Regions from separate parts of the Homo sapiens genome. Here region 1 is linked to region 2. A link is an interaction called in ENCODE POLR2A ChIA-PET data of the cell type or tissue named here. Cell type or tissue: MCF 10A. All regions are shown on one strand. Links, peaks and the distances in the headings refer to the core of each region. The heading gives the core; the rest is flanking DNA.

Region 1 (5,504 bases), core at 187-5,186, 93 kb before region 2:
CGCGCATTGGATTTTGCCTGTGGTCATTCTGCCACCCCTTAAGATCTCTTAAGGAATTAAAATGAGGCATCGTTAGATTTCATTTTGATTTTATATTCAACGACAAGGTCTTCACAAGGTCACTATTAATGGGGTGCCACAGTATGCCCCCAAACCATATTTTTTGCTGAAGGTTGATTTCTTACCTTAACAACCTATTTTTTATTTGTTTTAAGATGAGTACCGTTGACCTCTGGGATATTATAATTGAAAGAATACATCTGCTTATTTAGGAAAATGTGATGTAGTAAACCAAAGGAATTAAGTTCTGGGCCATATATTTAATTAATGGTTTACTTAACAAACAGAGATTTGTTTCTGAGGCAATTCAACCAAATCTGGCCAATGGGCATTTTCAAGGCATTGATAAATGTACTCTGAACCAACAGACGTAGCTCTCCTGAGAAACAGGTCTGAAACCCATGACAAAGAGCAAGTCAAACAAGGTAGTCAAATAAATTCTGTCCTCTTCTATCTTCTTTTTAAAAGACTGAAATTTTAGTTTAAAATGAGTCCAAGGAGGGAGGGAAATAATCTGGGGACTTTGGGGAAAATTGCCCTTGAGCAAATCCCCAGATTTTAATTTCCATGAGAAGTAACAAGTTCTCTTAAGAAAGGCAGCATGCATAAAATCACTTTCTACATTCCTGTCTTGCATTATTCTCCATTGGGTATTTTTTATGTATTTATATACACTTGGAATATATGCAATGATCCATATGTATGCTAATCAAAGTTCTTAGAATGTATTACTCTTTGCTCTTTCGTAAATAAAATAGTATAAATTGGGAGCATATTTTGTCTCTGTAAAAATGCCAACAGGTAAGCCGGCCCTAGAGAAAAATGGACCAAATCAAGCTCTGCCAGAGCTCTGGAGTTTAACTGAAAGAAAGAACATCTGATTCCTGCCCAGAAAGCAACACTGAACACCTCATTTATTTTGGAGCAGAGGCTGTTGCTGGAGAAGCTGGAAGGTGAGATGGAGCACCCTAAGGTTGCCGAGGGCACCACTGCTCAGTGTAAACTCAGATATCTGGAAAATGCAAGGCTTCAAAGTTAAGGATTGGAAAGGCAGGAGGTGAGCAAGCCTGAGGCCCTCCTCAGCTCAGGGCCTTGGCCAAGCGACAGGAGCTGGACAGGGGCAAGAGCCAAGTGGAGGAGCAGTGCTTTCCGTGCGTCAGCTATCCCTCCAGAGGAGAGTCTAACCACATTCCCGACTCCAGTTCTCTTTATTCTCATAATTCTTAAATGACAGAAGATGATGCCTTAATGTGTTATCTACATCGTTCTGAAAAATACTTGCATTTCCTTCCGTCACATCTAATCAAATTCATTATAAAAGTTCCTGTTTCGTAACTACAAAACTGCTCTAAAGAATGTTACTTTTTTATTTAAAAAAAATGAAGGGTTACTGGGGGAAAGAAAGTCTACTTATCAATACTTCTTTTGACTCCAATGACAAAGTAAAATATATTTCTCATTTCTGGTCCATTCTCTTTCAATATAAAATGTCTGTGCACTCTTGCTTCATTAGACAAAGCATTCCTTTAATATCTTGGTCTGTTTTTATTTGATTTAAAGAATGACAGTTGCAAAAGGATATCTAACGGAACACTAGAGGTACACAGCTTGGCACATACAAAATATTCTGAATGAGTTTTCTTACAGATGGATGATTCTTTTAAGTGGGCTCAGTTGTGTGCTTTCCCCAGTTTGCATCTGAGTCTTGTGGTCAACTGAGAAGTGTCTTGTTCAGAACAGTAGTAGAGAGAGAACCAGCTCATACTGTCTTATTAATATTTTCTGGAAGCTCTGATAATTACTTTGGAGTTTCAACTTAACTTGCTAACTTTCTAGTCCTTGGGGGTAAAATTTTTGCTTCTTGTTTTAAAAAAAATCCAATTAACAAATTGCAACCTATGAGATAGATGCAGTGAAAATCAACCCAAATAGGAAATTCTGCTCAATTATTTTCCATATGACTTGCATGGACCAGGGAGGTGCTGATTTAGCAGAACGCTAAACCATGATGTAAATTTGGATCCCCTGTTTCCCTTTGTTCCTCCTCTCTCTTTTGTAATGTCTGCATTTTGGCATTTCTGCATTGCCTCTTTGGTTTCAGAGCTTTCTCACCGAGCCATTTCCCGTGGAAAAAAAAAAAAAAAAGAAGGAATATAGCAATTAGCATACATTATGTGGCTGTACCAAAAGCTATACTCACAAACATGTCTGCATGACAGACAAGTGGGCTGTGTTTCATCTTGTTTCCTGGACTGCCCCGTCCTGCCCACAGTCTGCCATTTGCCAACGGGAAGAAGCCAGCCCTTCCCTTCCTCCACCATCAGCTTTCCCAGCACTGCGCGCCAGTCAGCTTGCGAGCTCAAAGTACTACTTAATGAGTTTTTAATTCAGTTTTGACTCTGGAACCCAGCCAGCTACTGCTGCCTGGGGCTTGCATTTCCCTTTACACATCCTCGGCGAATAGTCATAAAGACAAGACGCTTCACTGTTGGATTTCTACAGGGAGGATTAGCTCGGCCTCGGGCCTCACATTATCACCAGGTCTTGCTGGCTGCAGACAAAAAAAGGGCTAAAGGGAGTTATCTCACAGAGCCAGGGGGAGAATCAGGAAGACACCTCTGAGTGCTGGGAAGCTGCTGTCTCGACCTCTCTAGGGAGTGAACACTGCTGTTATCAGTGGGCCACAGTTCAGTGAGAACTAGACTACACGGAATATTTTGGAGGCCAAATTTACATGCATTTTTACAAACAGATGCCCATCGTGTACCGGGATCCTGGAATACTCCTCTCCACCAAGGTTCCAGTGGCCACTTCTTTCTCTCCCCAGAGGCTGGAAAGGGGTCTGCACACTGCCCTTACCTCCCTGGATTCTGTTGACGATCATGAAATCAGTGCTGCTTAGGGAGGCTCTGTACAAGCCACAGAAGCTATTACTCTAGGAGAAAATGTTGAGAAAACTCTCTGAGGCTTAAAGTGCTGGGATATACCTTGTACATGATGTAGTTTCTCCTACATTTGCCAAACCACAGCTAGCATATTACAGGGTAAAATTTCAGGGCCTGGGACTTGCAGCCAGAAGACCTGGGTTTAAGTCCTCTTGCCACTAGTGTCATTTGGAGCAAGTAACACTGAGCCCTGTCTATTAAATGGGGATAATAATAATGCCTACCCTAAGAGTTGTTGTGAGGGTAGAACATGATGGGATCTCAGAGCTACTGAAATGTTTGCTATCACTAGGATTTCTCCCTTCTAGTCTATCTGGTTCTACAGTTAGGCTTTGTAGCTTGCTCTGTCACAGCACATAGCATGCTCTATCACGGTGTCTCCCAACATGCAGTACATGTTCTACTGGCAGTATGCAAGATTGGGGTGATACACTTATGAGCTTTTTCACATTTTAATAGTAATGCATATTTTATATGTAATGAATATGTTTATGGTTATATGGCACTGCTTTTTCATCTAGGGTAGTGATATAGTCCTGTTCAATAAATGGCTAAGTGAACTAATGATCATTACATCCCATCCTCTTATTTAGTGGATGGGAAAACTGAGCCCAAGAGGTCATGTGACTTGCCCAAGGTCCTGTTCCTGGTTTTTGGCCAGGAACAGGACTGTTGGTTGTTCTTGGTTCTTCCTCCTGGCCACAGACTCCTTCGGACCATTGAATCCCCTAAGTAACATCTCTATTCTATTAGCGTTTTAACCAACTGATGTACAACATTTTAAATTCCGATTTATTTTAGATTCTGGGTCTGTGGACTTGACGTATATTCTATGACTTAAGTATCTATTCATTCATTCATTGATTTGACAAATATATATTAGGAACTTCCTATATGCCAGGTCCTGGAGATAGTGGTCAGCAAGACTTCCATTCTAGTAGGGGCAGAGGAGCAAAAATAAACAAATAATTAAGACAATTATCAGACAATGATTGGCAAAGAATTAAAATATGGACATGTGAAAAAAAGCAAATTGGGTGACTATATTTTGACCAGGGGACCAAGAAAGATTAAGGTCAAGGAATCCACTACAAATTAGCTGACAAAATTACCTTTTATTTGTAAAGTGTAGGCTTCAGTGGGTCCTGTACTTTGGTTTTAGCCTTTCAAAGTTCTCATGGTATTAAAATAGCAACAGTAGGGCACTGTATCATACAAGACATATATGTCCAATTGCTAACAGGTAAACCCAGTTGAAAAGAGGGAAAAAAACAAGGAAGAAAGGAAAGAGACTCTTCCAAGAAAAATACTCATTCATGGGTAAATATCACCTATGAATAGAGATAAAACCCCCTAACAAATAAATATTAAAATTGTTTGAACAAAATACCCTTGCAAGTAAAAACACGCAGGGAAAGCAATGTTCACCCAGCGGACTGAGAGCTCTTCTGTTTAAGACCACAAGCCTTACCCTGTCCCTGAGGATATGCAGAGGAGCTGGAACTGAGGTCCCACCCACCTCAGAATGGATGTCTTAGTTAATTACTGAAGGCAACTGCGCTGGTTCCCTGGTTACCCTGCACATGATTTCCATGATCCTTTGCCACTGTCATATCAGGCATGAGCTCTACAACTCAGACAAGAAAGCTGGCACCAGCAAAGAGATGAGTTGGCAACATTACCAGGGAAACAGTTCCCATCCAGCCCATCATCAGCCCCTTTTTAAACTGTAAGAAGAGACCCAGAGAATAGCCAAATTAGTGTCATTCAATGAAGGAACCACTGCTCTTCAACTCAAGATGCCCCCAAAATTCTGATGCTAAAAATAAATTTCATACCACAGATGATGTCACCCTTGTCACAGTCCTGGCCTAGATTATCAACACCCTCACCTGAACTATGAAACAATGCCTCCTACCTTGTGAAAACCCTGGGAACCAGGTCTCTGGGATGAAATGATGCAGTCCAATTAGAAGTCTTATAGCAGGCTGGGCGTGGCAGCTCATGCCTGTAATCCCAGCAGTTTGAGAGGCCAAGACAGGAGGATCACTTGAACCCAGGAGCTCAAGACCAGCCTGGGCAACATAACAAGACTCTGCCTCTACAAAAAATTAGCCAGGTGTGGTGGTACATGTCCCAAGTACTTGTCCTAGCTACTTGGGATGTTGAGGTGGGAGGATCACTTGAGCCTGGAGGTCAAGGCTGCAGTTAGCCCTGATTGTGCCACTGTACTCCAGTCTGGGTGACAGAGCAAGACCCTGTCTCAAAAAAAAAAAAAAAAAAAAAGAAAAAAAAAAAAAGAGAGAGAGAGAAAGAAAGAAAAGAAAAAAGAAAAAAGTCATATAGCCTGTAACACAGGGTTACAGAAATATGAATTTATATGGATCTATTCCAAACCTCTGTTTTACAGATGAAGACATTAAGGTTCAGAAAGGCTAAGTGACTTGTCCGAAGTCACACAGCAAGATAATGGCAGAGCCAGGAGTAATGTGCAGGTAT
Region 2 (5,263 bases), core at 1-5,000:
GTCAATGTGTACCAAGCACTTTCACATGTATTTGTGAAAGACTTTAGAAGCATATTATGGTTTCTGTTGTTACTTCTCTTAAATATTTATATATGCAGCCACAGTTTAAAGGTGTCTAAAGGGCCTTGTAGTTTATTTTAAAAGAAGTTTTAAATTAATCCAGCAGAAGACCAATATAACAAGATAAACAAATCCTAGTCCACCTCTGGTCCAGCATGCCCCAGGAAGATAGCAGCGGCATAAATAAATAGCTCACACCAGCATTAGTGCTACCCACTTACACCAGCATGACATAGGGATGCTTCAGCATTCCAGCTTTACGCAGCCCTTTCTGCTGAATAGCTCAGCAAGGAGTTGAGATCTGTGGACTCTTTTTAAGGACCAGTGCCTTGCACAAACCCTCTGACCCCAGCTTTCTAGCTTATTGGGGGCTTTGAGTGAAAGGTGTCGAGTCCTGGGGTAGCTAGATAGTTCTATCTCTCCAAGCAGTTGGGGATCAATCATTATTTGCTGACTTTGAAAGGATTTTCATTTCTTTGTGTCACTGTGTCCTAGGGCCTAGGGATGCCTTTGGCACCAGGAGTTCATAATTTCTCTTTTCTTTTTAGGATCATAGGTGCAAAAAATGACAAGCAGAGAAATTTTATCTGTGTGGCTAGACATCTGACAAAATGTATCTCTCTGCATTCGCATTTGTGTAGGAGTTTTTATGAGAAAGTAATATCCTTTAAGACAAAACCCATGGCCTATAATATAGCTATTATTTTTGCATGAATTGGCTTTGGTTAACCAAATTTGGTGAAATACTCTAATTTTAAGAAGAGGTATTCTTAGAAATTTTCTATCAGTTAAAAAAAAAGTATCAGTTACTTCATGTCTTCTTGTGTTTATTTCCACATCCCTTAAAGGGCCACAGATAATTTTAAGCTTGAGCAAAGAACCAGGCCTCCCAACACAATGGAAAGAAAGGAGGCACCGTGTGAAGGGAAGATGGCATACGTGGCACAGACCTCCACCTCTGCTCACCACCACAGAAGGCCACTCCTGCATGGGCAGGTGACGGCAGCGTCAGGAAGGGAAATCAGATTTACTTAGGTTGTTAGTCATTATTAATTGCAATAGTCTTGTGCCTTCATTTAAAAAAAGACGACCAAAAAATAAAAACAAAAACATGAACACTAATTTTGCAAAATATTTAAGTGAAAACTACCGGCATAGGTGTCATTTTGCAAAAGAATTTGGCACTTGGGTACCTTACAGGATGTGTCCCTAGCACAGGGAAACTGTATTCAAGTTTTTAAAAAGGTTTTGCACACAGTGTGATTGGAAGACATTTGTCTACAGTTTTGAATATATGTTATATATATTATATATAGATAGATGATGTTTTTATTATTTATGCAAGCACTGCTTACAAACCCTTATTGCAAATATTTAAAAATAACATGTAGTTTACCTTCTCTAAATTTGTATTGAGTGAGCGAGGCAGAAAAATGTCCCATGTTCCAGTAAGATGAATCTCCTGGCATTAGACAGAGTCTATTTAACCTCTGTACAATGATTGACACACTGGATGTATCCATGATGAGCATTAGTGCTCTGCTAACGACGTCCTCTTGTGCACATGATATTGATCTGCTTGGGTTCCAGTTCACCAACTCCAGCTGCTCCCTGCTATCAGGAAGAAGGTGCTGAATAAGCAAGGGAAGGAAGGGACAGACCAAAGGGACTAATTCTTTCGTTTCACTCGGGAAGGCCTACGTGACCCTCAACAACATCAACAACAAAAAATTGCACTACAAGCCTGCCCCTAACAGTACTGGATAAATGAATATGTGGTCCTGCCTTCGGGGGGCCACTCAAGGGGCCCGCAGTATCAGGACCTGACCCAGGCCCTGCATTTTTCTCTGGTTCTTCCTATGTGTCCTGGGATCCCACACCAAGAGGTGTGGGGTTATTCTTTCATGGCCAGAAACGGGGAATGCTTCAGAGAATGGAAAGTGGGCGTTTTAGAGACCTCGACTGTGTTATTGTTTTAGTTTCCTGAGTGCTGTCTCAGTTTTACCATCTGTAAAATGAATAGCATCCACCTCACTGAGATGCCGTGATGATTAAATGAGATAATACCGGCGAAGTGTTTAGTGCAATGCCCCACATGGGGTTACCACTCGAAAAAGGGTTCATGGCTATTGCTACTGCCCATAGTTCTCTGAGCTGATAATATAGGGGGCTACACCCAGAGCCAACGTGGGCCCCAAAGAATGGAGAAAAGCAGAGCTTTCCCACCCCTTTGCCCCTCCTTTATAGAGGAACTGAGGCAAATCACACATTTCCCACTTCTTTGTAGAGAAATCGAGGCAATCAGCTGATTTTGGCTCAGTTTCTCTACAAATGAGTGGGAAAATGTGGGGGCTCCCTTCCAATAAGATTAGAACTATCCAAGGGCTGGAGTACCTATTGTTTCTTTCAAGGCCCTACATTTGTAATCTACCATGTTAAACTCTTGTTGGTTTTTGTTTCACAAATTCAAAAAGAAAAATGTTTTCAGCTGCTCCTTGAGTAGTTTTGTGTAGGCCAGCATTAGGTGAAAAATGTATCCACACATATACTCAAGCAATTAACTTGCTTGTGAGAATGAAATGAGCAAACCCAGAAATGCCATGCATTTTCCCACATAGAATGAGAGACTGAGCTCTTAATTTAAGATTGCAAGCACTGCAATGTTGTCCAGTTATTGAGACGCCTAGAGACGTGCATTTAAAATTAGAACCAAGGCTTATTGGATGATTACTATCTATATCCTATGTAAATATGAAAATTGTCTTTCTGTCTAAGTGGTTAAATATAGCGAGATCCTGAGATAGAGGAGTTCACATCTTACTGATATGGCAGACCCTATCTCAAGTTTAATGCTGTGATAGGTTAAGAGCACATTTCTTTAAATAGTCACAGCAGATCTAACAACTGGCTTTCTTCAACCTCCTTAAAAAGATACAAAATCCAAAAGCTAGAGCCCGGGAGGCTAAAGGACTGACATAGATGCCTTGTTTCATAACCAGTGGTATGAAGCAGGGCCCTTCTCAGGAGTTCCCCGAGTGCTTCCTGCTGCTGCTCAGGGTGGCACAGACTTTCCCTTCTCTCCATCAGAGGGTAAAGTGGGGATGGCCCTCTTGCACCTACTGTGCCTCTTGATTCTATGCCTTTCCCCTCTTTTTTCTGTTCCTCAGAGCCTTTCCAACCTAGTCCATTCTCTATGGTCCAGGCACATACAGTCAGGTCGAAGCCACAGTTCCACTTTCCTGCAGCAGGAGAGAATTGGTGGGTTATAGCCCTCCACCGTCTGTTAGTTAGGCATTGGATCTGGTGCTTTCCAAATGAGGATACTTTCCATCCATAGGGATGATTGGATGTGTGCTGTTGGGTTGGGTCACCTTCTGACTAGGGCAGGGGTGGGGATGGCCCTATTTCTTCAGTGAATGAAGGCCAGGGTGCCCAGCCTCCTGCAATGCACAAACAGTCCACACAATGAAGGACTGTCCCAATGCCAGTAGCATCCCCATTGCCTCTAGACTCTTCCAGACTCTTTCCAAGTGACTCTTCTTTCTGTCACAGGCTTCCCTTCCCTTATCTAAGACTGACCTCTAAGGCCACTAACTCCTATTTTTAGGAGCTTCGTCCCAGTCCCATTTCTACCACAGACCTAGGGTGAGGTCTCTGTGTGGTAGTGTTAACTCTGTGTGTAATCCCAGCATCTTATTTGGCCAAGATCCAATGGTAACTCCTGACCTCCTGCAGATGAATTTTATCATTTATGGGCACAGAATGAAAATAGTAGTGAAGGTGAACATCTCACTCCAGTATCTGAGTCCCCAGTCCCACTCCCTCCACTTTGCTGGTGCTGTTCCCTCTAAGCTCTGCTCTCTAATTTTGGCCCCAACCCCTCTGCCTGACCAGCTGCTTGCTTCTTCCTTACTTAGCCAATGGCTCCATCTGGTCAGACCTTAGGATGATAAGCCCAGTTCTGGCCTCTTGCCCCCAGTCCTATTAGTGTGGTACCAGTTCTCTACTAGTAGAGACTTCTTCTGCCTGGACTACAACCCATTGTTCTGGATTTGGGTGAGGAATGTTCTCATGCAATTATCTCTGCGTGCAGGATTACAGATGGTTTTTATTCTCTCCTAATTATACTATTCTAATTTTATTTTTTTAGTAATCAGAATGTAATCTTATACCCTCTCTAGTTAGTCTCTTATTTATGTTTTTTTATTATGCAAGGATTCTATGAATATATTTTAAATATATTTCATTTTTTGTTAAAACAATGACGTTAAGGTATTTAGAGTAAAAGGCAATCATTTCACTTCCCTTGGCCCCAATTTAATGTATTCTTTCCAGAATTTATCAGCTTGATGTGTATCACTCTAGAACTTTTCTATGCATTTACCTATAAATACATCATTTGTATGTACGCATACATCAGCTATAAACTCAGCCACACGTAAAGGTTAACAAATGATTACTTCTAGGCAGCCATGTGGTCCACCATCTTGGTTAGTCTCCATTTTGCTCTGCCCATCCTGAGATTCCTGCTCTCTTGGCTCAGGTTCCTTGTCTGCTTTCCCCAGCCTGATGGGGAATATGTTCAAATATTAGACAATAACATATAGGTAGGTAGCTACCATCTTCCTCTGGGTGCCTCAGAATTATACCTGAGAAAATACATAACACAATTTGCATTTTATCACATGCTGACTTTAGGGTGATTTCTCAATCTTGGCAAATTTAGGGGAAGACATTTTTACTACAATCTTTTACAATTTACAAATAATAAAACTATGTGGTCAGTTTATCAGCCCCAAAGTAGGTATTGTCCTATTAGACAAATAGTTGAACATCTGATATGTGGAAAAATATCCGACTGAGAAACGACAAGTAAAAAATAGAATTCAGAGAAGCAATGAGTCATGGCCTAAATGAACAAATACATTAAATGATATATTAAATGGAACAGGATCTCCAAAGGAACGTTGAGGCTGGCTTAAGGTAATCTTCCCCATCTCAGAATTGTAGATCTTAGAGGGTCGCAGGGATACTGGGGATCACAAACACTTTTTTTGTAACTTTATCATTTGCTTGGGTTTTTAATTCCCTTGAAGACATGATCAGCCCTCTTTACACTACTGCACACACACGCCCTTATTTTCGTCCTAAAATAAAGTTTGATTTAGACCAATTTTTTCTCCCTTACATGACTATAAATCTA

What was found. ChIA-PET counts read pairs that join two places held together with the same protein. Peaks named below come from ENCODE experiments on the same cell type or tissue, not always from the same donor. Only the 100,000 strongest peaks of a DNase experiment are listed, where the experiment ranks them.
Region 1: POLR2A ChIA-PET joins it to region 2 with 5 read pairs; 2 of 35 experiments call an interaction of 5 or more read pairs at or near these places.

Annotation. Positions count from the first base shown.
Region 1 is chr5:72,163,718-72,169,221 of GRCh38, reverse strand. All of the region lies in intron 2 of MAP1B (microtubule associated protein 1B), which reads right to left. Among named protein-coding and RNA genes, the nearest start is that of MIR4803, 3.0 kb to the left of the region's middle. In MCF 10A, for the core only: no CTCF peak of the experiment used is centred there; a DNase peak (open chromatin) is centred at 2,411.
Region 2 is chr5:72,070,833-72,076,095 of GRCh38, reverse strand. No RefSeq gene overlaps it. Among named protein-coding and RNA genes, the nearest start is that of MAP1B, 34 kb to the left of the region's middle. In MCF 10A, for the core only: no CTCF peak of the experiment used is centred there; no DNase peak of the experiment used is centred there.